2 separate regions of the Homo sapiens genome follow, and region 2 is linked to region 1. The links are chromatin loops, found by intact Hi-C in ENCODE. Cell type or tissue: HCT116. All regions are shown on one strand. Each heading gives the region's core, and the rest is flanking DNA. Links, peaks and the distances in the headings are about the cores only. Region 1 has its middle 120 kb from the start of LINC01782. Region 2 has its middle 120 kb from the start of ZNF536-AS1.

The links. Peaks named below come from ENCODE experiments on the same cell type or tissue, not always from the same donor. Only the 100,000 strongest peaks of a DNase experiment are listed, where the experiment ranks them.
Region 2: a loop joins it to region 1, with 5 times the contacts of the local background. A loop is called at or near these places in 42 of 110 quality-filtered maps.

Annotation. Positions count from the first base shown.
Region 1 is chr19:32,221,141-32,229,473 of GRCh38, forward strand. No RefSeq gene overlaps it. Among named protein-coding and RNA genes, the nearest start is that of LINC01782, 120 kb to the left of the region's middle. RefSeq lists a silencer at 3,694-3,753. In HCT116, for the core only: a CTCF peak has its summit at 3,674 (motif pointing left); a DNase peak (open chromatin) is centred at 3,649; H3K27me3 peaks cover 472 bases.
Region 2 is chr19:30,781,323-30,789,655 of GRCh38, forward strand. No RefSeq gene overlaps it. Among named protein-coding and RNA genes, the nearest start is that of ZNF536-AS1, 120 kb to the left of the region's middle. In HCT116, for the core only: a CTCF peak has its summit at 3,726 (motif pointing right); no DNase peak of the experiment used is centred there.

The sequences.
Region 1 (8,333 bases), core at 43-8,042:
ATTGCCACTGGTTCCCGGCCTCTCTCTGTCTTCCAGCCAGTCCTGTTTCTTCACCTTCACGGAACACGATCGGGCCGGGTTTCTCTTCTCTCCAATGTTACTTCAACTTCTCGTCATAAAATGGAATGATTCCAGTGTTTATGCTGTTAGCTACATTTATCTTTAAGAGCAAGATGTTGAGTTTAGCTTTAATGATGAAAAAAGCCTTTCAAAGGATAACTCATTGAAACTCATTATGCACTATAAGGCCACTATTTAAAGATTCGGTAATTCCAGTGATGATCTTTTTAAAGCAGATTTATAGCAGAAAATAGTTACATTCTTTGACTTCAGTTATAATTTTCTATTTTGTAATTTAATACTCCTTTAGTTTATATTTGCACATTAAAAATATAGCATCTAAAAGTCCATCATTAAATACTTTTAATAAGTGCAATAAATAAGTTTTACAGTGTGCATAAATCTAAAAACAAAACCCAACATAAATTGTTAATCTTACACTTTTTCTCATTAATTGCAATACATAAACATATGTTTTATACAAAGATATTTGCTACGAAATAAGTATAATAAATACAGTTTACCACATGTATTAATCTTAATAGTTACAAACTGTTAATCTTATATATTAGGTAATAATTTGCAATAAATAATTGTTTATTATCTTGATGTTTGCTTGTCTTGGGTTCTAGCAATATGCAATAAAGAAATGCAATTTTGAATAATTTGATTGTAAGACTGCTGGGAAAATACTGTATGTTATAATTAGCTGGGAGAGGATTCTAGTCACAAAAGCAAGCATGGAGACAGGGTTCAATAACCCAAACATACGTTATTGAGTCCATAAATAATTTTAAAAGTTAAGTTCAGTTTCAAACAAAACAGAATTTTTTAACCTTAAATGCAATTAAAGAAACATTTCACATTCTTTAGTGCTTTCATTATTATACATTCAAAAGGAGATGAAGAAAGCTGGAAGCCCCATCAAAACTGCCAGCCTCCAAGCTGAGACGGGAACATGGCTGCCTTTGGGAGAAAGAGTGGCCTGACAGCTCATGCCCATCAGCCAAGGGCTCCCCTTGGCCTGGAATACACCCTCCGGAACAGCCAGCAGGTGCACCCACAAACGCAGCACCCTCCATACCTCACCTTCAAGCTGGCACTTGCTGAACTGCACACACATTTTTCTAAGAGAGGTTGTCACCTATACTGAGCTTAATAGAAATTGTTAATCTTATATGTAAAGGTAATAATTTGTCATAAATAATTGTTCATTATCTGGGCCTTTGCTTGTCTTGGAGTTGAGCTGTATGCAATAAAGCAGTGCAATTTTGAGTAATTCGATTGTAAGGCTGCTGGGGAAACATGGTGGATTGTAATGAGCCTAGGAAGGGTCCCGTGGGCCAGAGACCCCAAAGAACCAACCTACCAGCTCTGGCACATGCAAAGCCCAGGTCCTCACCAGCAATTGCACAGGTTCTTTAAATAGTCTCTCCAAGACAGAGAGTGAACCAGTTTCCCCTTCTCATGTTTCTGCCAGAGTAAACATCACTTAGAGGAAACCAGTCCTAGACGAAGTGAACCTCGGTCCCTGGGAAAGGCTGAGGTGGCCCCAGGGCAATTTAGTCCCACCAAGCCGGCTGATTGGCACCAAAGGCTCACCTGTCTGCCTGGAACAGGTAGGGCCAGGGGGTCACTTCCTCCAAAGTGACCCTGACACTGCTCCCGGCAGCAGCAGCATCCTGGCACATCCCTGCAGGCAGAGAGCTAGAGCAGTCCTGGCTAAGAGGTGGCTGTGAGGCCAGGGAGCAAGGACCCTGTGCACTTTGGCTTCCTAGAATCCCACGGGCACAAAGACCCACTTCAAGGAAACCTCCCCCAAGCTGGGAAAGGAAGGGAGGGAGGGTGGGAAGGAAGAAGGGAGGGAAGGAAAAAGAGAAGGAAATAAAGAAGAAGGGAAGGAGGAGGAGAAAGACAGAGGAAGAATGAATTTTAAAAAAAGAGAAAGAAAGAGAAAAGAGGAGGAGAAAGGGAGGGAAAGAGAGAGGAAGAATGAATGAAAAAAAGAGAAAGAAAGTGAGAAAGAGAGAAAAGAGGGGGAGGAAGGGAGAGAAGAGAGAAAGAAAGCAAGGAAGGAGGGAGGGAGGAAGGATGGAGGAAAACAGAAAGAAGAGCAAGGGAGGAGAGAGGGAAGGAAGAAGGGAAGAAAAAAGAGAGAAAAAGGAAAGAAGGAAGGAGGAAGGGATTAAAGGAGGGTAGAAGGAAGGATAGAGGGAAGGAGGGAGGGAAGCGGGAAGGAAGGAGAAAAAAAGGGAGAGGAAGAAAGAGAGGATGGAAGGAAGGAAGGAAAAAGAAAGAAAGAAGGGAGAATCCTAGATCCATTATAACCATGAACAGCTCTTCCTAATATAAAGATGATCAGCACCCCACAAAAACACACACATACATGCCCTGACGTGCATCCAATGACATGAGTCTCCATATCAAAGCCCACTTGCAGTGTGTTCCTGGCAGTCGCTGCGGTTTGTGGTTTTAATATCTCGCTTCTTCTACGCTCCTGGCACCTGCTAGAGTGGGCCTGGCTTCCCCTCTTTAGGCACAGCTCACACCGGGAGGGTAAGCCCCCAGCCTGCTCTCTGCCTAGGCTGGGCACGGCACAGTCCACAGCCTGGGAGGGAGCCGTTCATCAGGGTGACATAACGGTTCAGTTCCAGAAGAAAGTTCCTGCCTAGGGCTGAGCTTCAGGCAGGGTAGGTTCCCAGGAGCAAGTGCTGTGAGCCTGAGGCCCCAGGCGTCTGAAGACACCACAGGTCTCCCCCTCGTCTCCTCCATCCCAGCAAGCACCTGCGGTCCAATCGCGCTAAGCCAGGGGCCCTGCTTTCAGCCGGGTTGGAAAGGGATAGAAGCTCCCCCATCTCCTGCCCTTTTCTAAAGACAGGCAGCTCCAGCAAAACCCTCAGCCCTCAGGCGTCCCTTTCGTGGGGTCCCCGCCCCTGTTCTGGAAATGAGACCCCAGGTCCCAGGATGCAGCTGGCATCGCAGGGGAAGGGACTTGCCCCCACCCTCCACCCGCTACCATGACCCGGGAGAGGCCTTCCCGAGGGTCTGAAGGTCCGCAGAGCCCTGCCCCACCCTAGTCCAACAAGGGGACCGCGTTTTAGGGACATCCCTGGATTGTCAAGAAACGCTGGCTCATCCGGACCCCCGGGGAGCGCAGCATGAACCCAGGAGCACCCTGACACCCCGAAAACAGGGAACCTGGGGCCCTTCTCAAACTCAAGGGGAAGGAAAGGGAGCCTGCCAAGTTCTGCTTCTGCGAGGCAGCTGCCACCAAAACCCGCTCCGAGGGCCCCGCCGGGCCGCCCTGGCAGCTGGAAAAGCGCATTCCTGCTCGCCCGAGGATGCAGAAGGCAACCGAGTCCCCGGGCGGCGGCGGGGCAACTGCGGAAATCACGCAGCCAGATGAAGCTCATAAATTTCCCCTATGAACAATTGTTTTCATTTCCCTCCCATGCCACTAGATATTATAAGTGGAAAGCAAAACACAAGTAAATATGTTCATTCCGCTCTTGCGATCGGTGATAAACCGGAGGCGGCCGAGGCCGACAGAGGTCAGCAGGCCGCTCGCCACGGGTCTGCGAGCGGACACTGCCACCCTCCGGCCGCGCGCGGGACTGCACCGGCCCCACCGCCCGGCTCTCCCGCCCGCTCGCTGCCCGCCAATGTTCGCTTTGCGCCCTTCGCTCAATGTGCGTGCAAATTACAGGGACATTCGAAAGGACAGAGAGCTCCCATATTTAAAATAATCATTTTTGTTCATCATAACCTCTCTTCCAGAGATAACCGCTCTTATTAACGTTTTCGTACAATTATCTCCAGTCTTTATGTGCATTCTACGATGTCTTCTGTGTACCTATGAAATACAAAGCTTTTCCTACAATATTAAACCTTGATTTCCTAGGTATCACTTAAACGAAAGTTATTGTCACACAAGATAGCCTCACAGATATCTTTTTAGGGGCTGTGTAATATTTCAACTTGGGACTGCACCAAAAGTTACTGAACCATCTCCCAATTGCTCATTTAAAGAGTTTCTAATGTTTTCATCCTTGTGCATAATGCTATAACTGAAACCTCTATTCAGAAACTTTTGTTTATATTGTTAAGATCCATCAATAAAGGCAGAATTATTAAATGAAAAGAAATTAACTTTTTTTTTAATGGATTCTGGCTCCATGCCCCAGGCTGGAGTGCAGTGGAGCAATCTCGGCTCACTGCAACATTCGCCTCCCTGGCTCAAGCAATTCCCCTGCCTCAGCCCCCTCAGTAGCTGGGACTACAGGCACGCACCACCACACCCGACTAATTTTTGTATTGTTAGTAGAGACGGGGTTTCACTGTGTTAGCCAGGTTGGTCTCGAACTCCTGACCTCAGGTGATCTGCCCATCTCAGTCTCCCAAAGTGCTCGGATTACAGGTGTGAGCCACTGCGCCCAGCTGAGAATTAACATTTTTAAAGCTCTTAGTAGCATTACTATTTTCTAGATGTATAATACCTATGTGGAGAATATTATTTAAAATGATGAGTGAATATAAAATAGTGCTCAAATGAGTGGTCAGAAAAACTGTATCACCAACATATCAGTCCCCACTCATCTCATCTTTCACTTGAATGCAAGGCCAATAAAAATTCCATCAAAGCTTTTTTGATATTTTGTCACATTGATTCCAAATTCCATGTGAAAGAGTAAATAAGGAAAAATCTCCAAAAAACATGTTTGTGAAAAAAGAGAGGAGACTTCCTCAACAAAGATATTAACATATATCACAGAAAGCTACAATAATTTAAACAGTGAAGCACAAAATAGAGAGCACAAAAGGGAGCAAATAGGCAATAACTTACATTTTAACATAAAGCCATTTTATATCAGTGGGAAAAGGATGGCTGATTGATGAAGTTATAGGTACAATCTGCCACTCATTCAGAAAACAAGAAAAGTTAGTGTCCTACCTCATACCACATATTCAAATGAATGCTATAAGGATTAAAGATTTAAATTTTTAAGTGAAACTATAAAAGTGATATTTACATATATGGTAATAGAGAAGTTCTAAGTCCAATTGCAAAGGCAGAAGCTAAAAACTTTAAAATGCCCAGATTTGAGGTGCACAAATTTAAAATACCCACATGTGAAAAATATAATTTTGAAATTGAAAGGTAAACCAACACTAGGAGAAAAAAACACTTTCAATATACATAACAGAAAGAAGGTTAATGCCCCAGGTGTGTAGAGCTTTCTCACAAATGAAGAACAGACAAATACTTCAATAGAATTGGGGACATGAATAGCAATTCACCAAAAGAAATACAAATGATAGACATATAAAAGATGTTTAGTCTTATTAATAATCAAAAGACATGCAAATTAAAACAAAAATGAGAAAATTTTGTCCCTATATTGATAAACACAAAAACAATGATTGTATTGTCAAGGATGGATAAACGAATCCTTTCAACACCACAGGTGATAGGGTAAATCAGGTAACTGGTAAACTTTATAAAGGGTAATTTCACAATATGATCAAAATTCTTACAACACGTGACCCAAAGATTCTACTTCCAAAGGAATCTATCATGGGTATGTACAAAGATTCACCTGTAAGATTGTTCATTGCTATCAGAAACAAACCAAATGTCCAACAATAGGCAACCAGATTTTACATAGATTATATAATATCATAAGATAATACAATCAAGTCCTCAATAGTAATGTTGTAGAAATTAACATTTAAGGATGTCTTAACATTTAATATTCAAGAAGGTCTCATAAAATACTGCTTTATAGCAAAAAGCAAGTTACATTGTAACCATGCTTTCTACACACATAGGAAAAAAAAACCTATAAGGTATTCCTTTAAATAATAATAATGGCAGGTGGACTACAAGTAATTTTTAATATTCTTTTGGCTGCTTTAATATTCTTTTTTCTTTATATATTTAACAATTTTTTATCAATTGTTTAGAAGAAAAATAGTTTTAGTGGTTTTCTAGAAATATTGTATTTTACGTTCCCACCAGCATTACTTGAGAGTGTTTGTTCAGGCCAGGCAAAGGGGGCTCATGCCTGTAATCCCAGCACTGTGGGAGGCCAAAGCGGGAGGATCACATGAGGCCAGGAGTTCGAGACCAGCCTCCATTCTACCAAAAAAAAAGTAAAGAAAAAAAAAGACAATGCTCATTCATTTGCTCATTTTTTAAATCCAATACTCTCAAAACACACATTCAGAGCAAAGCACGTTCAAGCCTGGCAACAGCTGTAAACAAGACAAAGCCCTGCCCTTGTAGAGCAGTCGATAAGCTCCACGGTTAGGAAAACTGAAAAGGAACAAACCAAGAAAGCAGCCCCGTGGGGATGTTCCATGGCCTGCTGTGGAGGGAAGCAGGGCGAGGGTCACCGACCGGCTGGGGAAGGAGCTATGCTAGGGAGGGGTTCCGGGAGGGCCACTCAGAGGAGGTGACGGTGAGGAGACCTGAGTGTGGTGAGCAGCGAGTCACCTGTGAATCTGGGACAAGCATTTCCCCGCAGAGGGAACAGCCGAGGCGAAGGCCCGAGGAGGGGAGGGGCTTGGTGTGCCTGCGGAACAGTTGCGCGGAGCCCCGTGTGGCTGAAAAGGAGAAGGCGAAGGAGAGGCGTAGGGGAGGGGACAGGTGGCAAGAGCCCAGAGAACCTTCTGGGGCACAGGAGGGAGTGTGGATTTTCTTTTGTGTATGATGGGAGCCGTTGGAGACTTTGTGCGTGAGAGCGACGAGACCTGATTTCATTTTCCCAGGATATCGCCAGCTCCCGGTTGAGAATGGAACCCAGTGTGCCAGAACTGCAGCAGGGAGGCCGATTCAGGAGGTCACTGCACGAGCTGTGCCTGGCCTGGAGTGGCCTGGTGCGGGGAACCTGGCGGCACTGGCGGTTCACACTTGCTAACTGAGTAAGCAACCGTCGTGGGGGTGGAATCTTGATGTGTTTCTTTTCTGAGCCCCTTGTCAGCTGGAATGCTCTGGTAGCTCATCCCTCAGGAGATCTGGATGTCCCTGAAAATAGAGAATCAGGCTAAGGGGATTGCCCTCAGGATACACCACCCCCCATTCTCCCCAGCCCAGAAATCATCTTGTGCATTGGCCTTGAGTCCAACCAAAACGCTGGACAGTCAGTGGCTAAACAAAGAAAGAAGAGCGTTCTGTTGAATCATGATCGTCATCTACACTTTCAGGAGCTTTCATGTCCACCTTCACAGGTGTCAGCATAGAAATCACACTTCTCCCAAAAATGCACATGCAAAGTTTTCCTGCATCCAATGCACCATGTCATGGAAGGAAGCACAAAATCTATGTGGTCTTACACATTTTTTTCAGGGTTTGGAGATTAACTAATAGATTTCCAGGATTTATTTCCTCCTGGGTTCTAATGTCATCCCACTATATTTATATGGGAGGAAAATGATGTCTTTCCTCCTCAATCATTTTAAAGTCATTATCATCTCTTGCATGATAAAAATTAATCAAACTATTTTCTTAAGATAATTCTTATAAAATTGAGGTGCCTATTACAGGCCTGCACATCTTATGTCCCAGAAATTACACTCATCTTTGCCTCTCCTGTTTCCATAGTCCCATTTCTTCCAGTATTAACTATTTTTTTCTTTAATGAGACAGGGTCTTTGTCTGTTGCCCAGGCTGGAGTGCAGTGATGTGATTGATCACAGCTCACTACAGCCTCGACCTTCTGGGCTCAAGCCATCCTCCTGCCTTAGCCTCCCAAGTACCTGGGATCACAGGTGCATGCCACCACACCTAGCTACATTTTTTTTATTTTTATTTTTTGTAGAGAAGGGGGTCTCATTACGTTGCCTAGGCTGGTCTCAAACACTCAAGTGATCCTTCCATCTTGGCCTCCCAAAGTGCCGGGATTACAGGCGTGAGCCACGCTACCCAGCCCATAATCCCATTTTACCATGCACTTGGTCCCCAGTTTCTCAAGAGATCTGTGTCTGCCCTTGCCCAGTCCCTCCCTTGGGGAAGTTGCTTCTTTGTAGCCAGAAAAAGCCCTTGGGGTGGTGGAGGATGGAGGAACTGTGGGCTGGGCCCTGAGGACACAGTCCGAGGCAGGTCCTGTGCCATCTGGGGGCTGAGACACTGGGGTCAAATATGTCAGAGGTAAATTCGCAACTTCCATTATCCTTGCCCAAACCTGGAGGGGGCTGCTCTGTGTGCACCAGGGGGACCATAGGCTCAGGATGGGGCTCTTCTGTGCAAGGCAATTTGGGGATTCAGCCGGTGT
Region 2 (8,333 bases), core at 148-8,147, 1.4 Mb before region 1:
CAAAACCCGCTTCCAGAAGTCACCTTGGAAAGATGACCATGTGAGATAATGGGCAGGCTGGTTCTGGGCATGGGAGACTCCAGCCCTGTACAGCCATACACTAATCAAACAATGGCCCAATAGAAGGCAGTTGGATGGGCCAGAGCTTTGGAGGTAGTGCTTCTGAATGACTTGGACCAGAGCACAGAAGGGACAGAGACTTCCTGGCTCTCAGCTGATGGAAGGAGCCACAAGACTCCACTGTATTGGGTCTCCCAGGGGAAGAGCTGCCTGGCCCCGCCTAGGTACATCCTGCAAAGCACAGCCAGGATGGAGATGGGCTGGAGGAGCCATCTGATTCTTATTAGGCTGTGCAACTTTCTTTATTGGCAAACAGTCTGTCAGCAGCTTCTTCCTGCAGAGCGGCCCAGATGTGCTTACAAAGCGTTCTGTGTCCTTCCCGTCCACACCCAGCCCCCGCGCGCATTGCCACTTTGCCAGACTTCGTCCTGGTCCCAGGAGTCCAGCTGTGGCCAAAGCAAGGCTTAGTCAGGAGCCTGAGGAAAGAGGCTCGCCCCTCTGGGTGGCCTCATGCCAGCCACCCCTCGCTCCATGTGCATGGGTCTCATTCCCCCTCAAGGTGCAGGAGGTGCCCTGGGTGGGGTTGGGGGGGGGGCCTGGCCTCACTCCTTGGGGTGGGGGTTGGGGTGGGGCAGACAGAACCCTGCCATGAACTTATGTTTGCACATGTTCATCTTCAACTTGCCATACTACTAGGGTGGCTTTCATCTGTTATTGGGTCTAAATCTCCTCTCTGAGAATTCTCATGGGAGAACCACAGAAAACAGGAGGGCTGCTGGCCTCTCATGGGTGTTCAATAGGAGGGCTGACCTCAGAATTCACTCCCATGATTGTCCAAGTGGCCTCCCCATGTCCCTCTTAAGAGAGTTCAGTCTCAAGCATGTTTCTCCCCTTGAGAAGCTGGAAAACTGGTGCAAAATTGTGCCTAAGCATACCACGGCCTGGGGGATATTAAATGTTTGGAACAATTAAAGTCCCATTACATGAATGTCCATGGACTGTTTTCCTCCCATCCCACACATATTGTCTTTCTTTAGGTCACAGAATCCTGAATTTCCCTTGGGGGAACCATGCTCCCTTGACTGTCATACCCTGTGGTCATATGAACCAACGCATTCCCTTTCTTTACCTATGTTAGTCTCGCCTGCCTCTCCCACCACTTATGGCCAAGGCTCTAGATGGATTCAGGGCCCCATACCCACCATTGACACTGGCCTGCCTTTTCCTGGTCATTCTTGTGTGTAAGTAACCCTAATGAAGAAAAATGAAGTGAGGCGTGGGTAATTTTCCTTCTTGCATCTCCTGTGTTCTTCCTTAAGTCCTTCAAGTCTACATGAAGTTTCTCTTCTTTTCTTTTTTTTTTTTTTCCGGACTGTTCTGATGATCATAAATGAGGATGCATACTTCAGCCACAAACTTACTTCATGTCTGATGTTATCAGCCTTAGAGATACCCTTGCCTATGCCTTCTTGCTTAGAGGGGAAACAGGTCTGGAAAGAAGACAGGAGTTCTCAGGGTCATCCAGAAAGCCCACAGCCAAAGAAGACTTTCAGAAGCTGCATTGGTTGCAAAGCATCACCTTACCAGCAAAGGCTATTACCTGCTCAGATGTCACCCCAGATCTCACCAAGCCACCCTTCTTGGTCCAAAAGTGCTCTACTGTGAATGTAGTCTTGTAGGAGTCTTGATGATGAACTCCTCACCATCCATCCTCTCTGATTTGATAAAAGTAAACCAATTGTGAAAATTAACCTCAGCTCCCAAGACATTCATTGGCATAGAAAGAGAAATAGGTCTTCCTTATGGCCAGTGAGACTTAAGTCAGCCAGGAGTGGGGCAGAAGATAAGGGGCTTCTACAAAAGGTTCCCTTGCTCCTAAAAGGAGATATAAGAGAGAGGCAAACCCTTTCTTCTTCTGGACCTTATTATTTCTACATGTGACTTTTGTACATTGAGAGCCAGCCATCTTGAGACTCGAGGAAAGTGATCTTGACACCAAAATCTGGGTGTGCTGGGAGGACAGAACGGTGCGATGAAAGGTCCCTGGGCAATGAGGACTCCCTGAGTGACAAAATCATCAAACTCCAGAGTCCTGGCTGTTTCTGGACTTCTTATTTTATGGGATATAAAAGTTCTTATTGTTTGAACCAGACAGAATGGGGGTATCTTCTTCTTTGGTACTGGAGTTGCTCTGGTCAGAGTAAGAGACCATGTGCCTTAGTCAGCATTACAGGGCATGGGCATTTACAGCATGAATTGCCATCTTTATTGACCTTTGTCTCTCTCTCTGCCTCTTTGCTCTTAATCTATGGCCTGCCTCTCCCCCGTGTGATAGCTGTTAGAGCTGTGAGGAGCCTTAAAATCTTCATCTGGTTGGGGTAGCTGAAGTTCAGAGGGAGGAAGGGACTTAGGGGCTTGCTCACGATGCATAGAAAGTGTGGATCCAGCAGGAGAACTCAGGTCTTTCTTGCCCAGCTCTAAGCTTTCTCATATTGCTCAGCTGTTTGCTGTCCTGCTCTGTCTGTCTCTCTGTGTCTCCTCCATACACCTCCTCAGGTCTCCTTCTCTTTCTGTCTCCTCTGCCCGAGATAAAGGGACCCCTTCACTTAGAGCTGGATGGGGCAGCTCTGCTGGGGACTAGGGGGGTCCGAAGGAGCCTGTGCTAAGGAAACAAGCTGGTGTTGCTGGAAACTATGTCTAGATGGTCACAGAGCAGCAGGATGGGGCACTGGGATTCTGCGTGAATGGCCATCAGGTGGCGGGACGCATGGACGGCTCACCAGCCTTGGGAACTGGCAGTGCTGCATGGCCCAGCTCACGGAGAAGGCTCAGCTGTGGCTCCTTCCTAAGCCATCCTGCTTCCCACTGACTTGGAGAGACAGCCGGTTGGTGCGGGGTTTGTGTGGGTTTATTTACTCTTAATAACAAGCTTATATTTTAGATATTCCCCCTGGGTATTTCTGCTCATTTGGGCTTCAGTACAAAACCATGAATCCACACACAAAATGTGTGGATCTGAAAATTAGGATTACACCCCAGCATCCCACTAATAGAGGCAGTCTTCCTTTGAAGGCGCCAGGGATCTCTGTCCTGCCCTGGCTGGCCAAAGGAAAGCCACGATGGGGCCATGCTTGTTACCAGCGGGTTCTGGACGCATCCACCACCATCAGCATCTGTTCTCCCCTTGGGTCTTCATTAATTCAGTTAAGGAAACATTTAATTAGCAACTGTTGTGGTCGGATGCAGCAGTCCATCCTGGGTAGAAGATACACAATTCCTTACTCCAGGAGCTTCCATCCATATGCGGAAGTGAGAAGGAAGAATGTATGCACACTGGGGCATGTAAAGCTCTGCCGTGGAGAGTAGAGCTGGTGGGTAAAGGAGGCCTCCAGGATCCATGTGACCCTGCCTGTGGTCAGAAGACTGGTTAAGAAGGCTTCCTCGAATGGGTTCTCAGCTCCAAACTCACGCATGCCTGCAGTCCAGTTTCTACCGGAAAAGTTGTTCCTACTCTCAACAATTCCACCTGAAGCCCTCTCACCTAACCTCCGGCCTGCTCCCAACCCTCCCTGCACAACCAATGAAAGCTGGCCTCAAGTACCACCAAGAAAAGCAGAGGCCTTGTAAGGAGTCTCATTTTCTTCCCCTACCACCAGATGGCGCCCCAGCTTGGCCTCCGCACTGATGGGACTCTGAGAGAGGAAGCGTCCCTCTTCATGTCTAAGGCCAATCCCTCCCCATGCATCCTCAATCCCATCTCTCTCTTGTTCTCAAGGCCATGGCCTCATTCGGGGTCCCCTCTGGCACCTTGCAGGGTGGATATTCTACCCCCTTGGACCATGCCCATCTACCTACGAACACCTTCACTCTCCACCCCACCCTAATCCAGTTTGCATCTCGCCACACTGTCAAATATTCATTTGGTGAATGTCCCCAGTAACCTCCATGACGTCCACCAATCCAATAGATGTTTTTTGTGTGTTTCCTTAGATGGAAATCCTACTCCCACCTTATGCACACGCACGTTCCCTCCCTGGCTCCATGTTGGTTCAATCCCCCTCTTCCACTCAACCTCCAAATGTTGAGTTCCTAAAAACTCAGTCCTACCCACACTCTCTCTCAGGTAAGCCCACCCATTATCCCAGTTTTAACATAATGACTGCTCCCAAATGTATAGTTTTAGTCCAGACCTGGCTTGTGTATCCAACCTTGACTTTTCTTATTTCACTCTGGCTGTGTGGCAATCCTATCAAGATTACCACATCCGAAACTGAACTCATAACTCATAATCCAGCCCCAACCACCCCCATGTGACTGGTAGAATTCTAAGACATCCCCAAAGTTTCTCACTCCTCTCGTGCACATGCCCTGTATGATCCCTGGGTCTCTGAGTGCCATGGATCTTCTTTTGATGATTAGGTTATGCTATACAGCACAGTTGAGTTTAATAAAGGGAGATTATTCAGGTGGGACTAACTTAATCCAGTGAGAACTGTAAAAGTAGAGAGATTTCTCCAGTTGGTGGCAGAAGAGTTCAGAAAAACTCAACTCAAAGGAGGTTTTTAGTGCTGTTGATGAGGCTCCAGGAGTGGCCTCTAGGAGCTGAGCATGATCTGTGGCCTGGAGCGGTAATCAGATTGAGACTTCTGTCCTACAACCACGAGAAGCCGAACTCTGACAACAATAGTGAGCTTCAAAGAGAACTCTCCAGATGACAACCACAGCTTGGCTGACACCCTGATGGAAGCTCCATGAGACCCTGTGCCCAGAGACTGACCGATAGAAACCGTGAGCTCATACATCTGTGTTGCTTTAAGTCATGAGATTTGTGATAAATTGCTTTGCAACAATACAAATTAACATATTTCCCTATAGCTTTTCATCTCAGTAGACATCACCATCATCCACCACATTGGTTAAGCCAGATATCCTTGAGTTTTTCCTTTCTCTTACTCCCACATCCAACTCCTCAGCAAGTCTTCCCTCTTCTGTTTTAAAAACTCGTCTTGAACCTCTCTATTTCTCCCCATCTTAGCTGCTCCCATCCTTCCTCAGACTCTATTACACTTTGCCCCATCACTATAGCAGGTGTTCACCTCCATACCAGGGTGATTCAATCCATTTTCCATTCAGCAGCCAGAATGCTTTTCTGAAACCATCAATTGAATCATGTTATCTCCTATTTAAAATCCATCAGCACCTTCCTGCTACATACACATCAGGTGACATCCAAGCTTCTCACTGCATTCTACAAAGTTCCCAAGGACCTGGCCCCTGCCTGTGTCTACAAACTCATTTCATACCCTCTCCCTCTTGGCCTGGCAACACCAGTTATTTCCTTCATAGCACACATCACAAGTGTAACTTAGCTTATTTAAGTGGTGTGTGTGTGTGTGTGGGCGTGAATGGGTAGGTGTTTATCTTTTTCTACTAGACTGTAGACTCCATGATGGCTGAGATCATTTCTGTTTGTGTTAACCATTATCATATACAGGGAAACCCCTTGCAACACGATTTTCCTTTGGGGCTGAGGTGGAACAAAGGCTCTTTCCCAGGCCGTTGATGTGCTTTGTAGAAAGCAGGAGCTCCCCGTGAAGCACCCAAGTACAAAGTGTACTGATGGGGGCCAAGGAGGGGGGTGGGAAGGGGAACAGGGGTCTCAAGGGTTCGCTGACCATGTGAGGTTAGCTAGACTGGCCTCTGGATCCACTGGGGTCCGCTAAAGCCCTCTCTTCCATGGGGGCAGTCTCAGATTTCCTACCATGGGCCTTGGGCTTCTGTCCCTTGGTCCTTTATTTCAGGTGCCCCACAGAATGGTGCTGAATGGTTTGCAGGGATGTGCTTCTCTTCTGTTCGCTTAAGACCTCAAACTGAAAAAATATGAGGGTGGGCGGTGACTCACTGTTATAATCCCAGCACTTTGGGAGGCCGAGGTGGGCGGATCATTTGACGTCAAGAGTTTGAGACCAGCCTGGCCAAAATGGTGAAACCCATTGTCTATTAGAAATACAAAAATTAGTTGGGTGTGTTGGGACATCCCTGTACTCCCAGCCTGGGAAGCTGAGGCATGATAATCACTTGAACCCAGGAGGCAGAGGTTGCAGTGAGCCGAGATTGTGCCACTGCACTCCAGCCTGGGTGACAGAGCAAGACTCTGTCTGAAAAGAAAAAAAAAAAGGAAGGAAGGAAGGAATGAAGGAAATGAAATGAAAAATATGAAAATATCCCTCTGCCCCAAAGCCGTCCTACTAGAACCAGTCATGACCTAATTCAATAAAACCAGCAGCTGGGAAATGCAGACCTCCACTTTATCCTCACACTGTCTACACTGGCATCCTTCTGCCACAAGGGAGATTCTGTGAGCTTTTGTGGACAAAGCTGGGTCTGGACACCCCTGGAGATGAGAAGCTATCCTGGGATAAATTTGACCCTTTGATAGTGGAGAGTTGCAAAGCCACTGATCCACTAGGCTTAGCTGCTACACTACTGGATGAAGAAAATCGCCTTCATGAGACACAAGTACAGGATGCTTTCCTTGCCTGGCTGAGGGAGGGTCTACCGGAAACCCCCTACAGACTCCTCCAACCCATTGAATCTCCAGTAGTTAAATGAAAGCACCAGACATTTGCAGCTAAGAGACTATGGGTCTCTGGAGAAGTGCTGGTCCTCTCTGAACCTCAGTTTCTCCACTGTAAATAGGTTTACCTTTCTTCCCCCTTGCCCCTGACCTTGGAGACCTATTGCAAAGATGAAATAATATGCGGAAGTAAAAGGCCTGGTACAGAGCTTCATCCCCAGCAGCTAAGCAGAGGCTTAAACGATGGAGTCTATCATCATTGGTGATATCATAAATGAACTCCTTGGCAGCACCTTGTTCTAGAGCCACAGCTTTGAAACCTGCTGAATTGACAGAAACAGCAATAAAAAATTAAAAGTCAAAAGGCTCTGGAGTACATTTCTTAAAGTATCAGGCTGTGTTTTTCCCCCTTGTAAGTTTGCTGAGTCTCTGGAGGTCACCCTGCAATGGGCCATCCCTTGGGAGTAGGAAAGCAAGTTTGAGGCCCTAGGGGAGAATAGCTTGGGCCCGGGAAGGGGAGGTCCTGGCCTGCCTTGCTCCCTGCAGAGCCTGGGGACCCATGTGCCCAGCTGAGGGCCCTCTAGGGGGAGAAAAGCAGGAGGGGAGGAAGAGATATCAGTGTTTTCCAGGCCTTGCAGAGAGCTGTGGCATTAAAGGTCTGAAGAAGCCTGTTGGGGAACTTGCCCAGCCCTGGTGAGGCTCACAGACCAACTCTCTGGATTTGAACATGGCATCCTGAGCTGTTTCTCCTCATCCTCAGGGCTTCTCCACCGGACAGGGCTGCATTCACGCAGCCCACAAACCAACTGTTCTAAGAGCTGGTCCAGGAAGTCTTGTCTCTGGCCTGAGGTTCATTCAGGGTCCCCATCGTCTCTCACATTCAGGCTCAAAAAAGGTGCAGTGGCCAAACACGTGAATAGTAACATACCTGCTTTTGTGACACGCTTGTCCCCTTCTTGGGTGGCAGGTCCCAAATGCAGATTGTTTATGTAGCCAGTTGCAGTGTAAAGGCTGTCATGAGAGACATGTAAGAAATGGAGTGAGAGGGTTCAGAAGCATTCTATCTGAAGGGGAGAGCTCTGTATTAATTAGAAGAAAAATATTGATTGGTTGTGTGGCCTCAAGGGCAAAACCCCAAAGACCTGCAGAGAATCAGAGATGGCTGTTAAGCTGCTCTAAGTGGTACAAGGAAAATATCTGTGCCCCCAAGAGCAAATGCAGTGAATGGAATGGGATGGATGTTCAAGACAAGGTGCTGCTTGTAATGATCCCTCATCATGACCCTGTGACTTCAGTAAATATGACTAAACTAATAAAATGCCTAGTAAGAGTGGAGTGGAGGTGGAAACCATACATAAAATCATGTTTCAACTCAGGTTTGACTCAAAGAGAAACAGGAAGCTAGCACAGGTCAGAGGAGAGGGTGAGTTCCCGGAAGCTCCCACAGTTCATGGAATGTGTTTTGGACTTTCAGAGACTGGGAAAATGGGGGTAGGGTGGAAATTTGGGTAAAGGGTAGTCAGATCTACGAGAAGCAGTGACATCCCAGGGAATCTCAGGGTTTGATATTATTGCATAATAAAGAATTTAACTGGCCTCTGTCCCTGGTTCTGGGGATACAGACTCAACATCCTTGGAATTTTCCAAGTATTAGGAGAGTGCCTTTGTTCTTCATGAGCTCTTGGATCTCACTGGA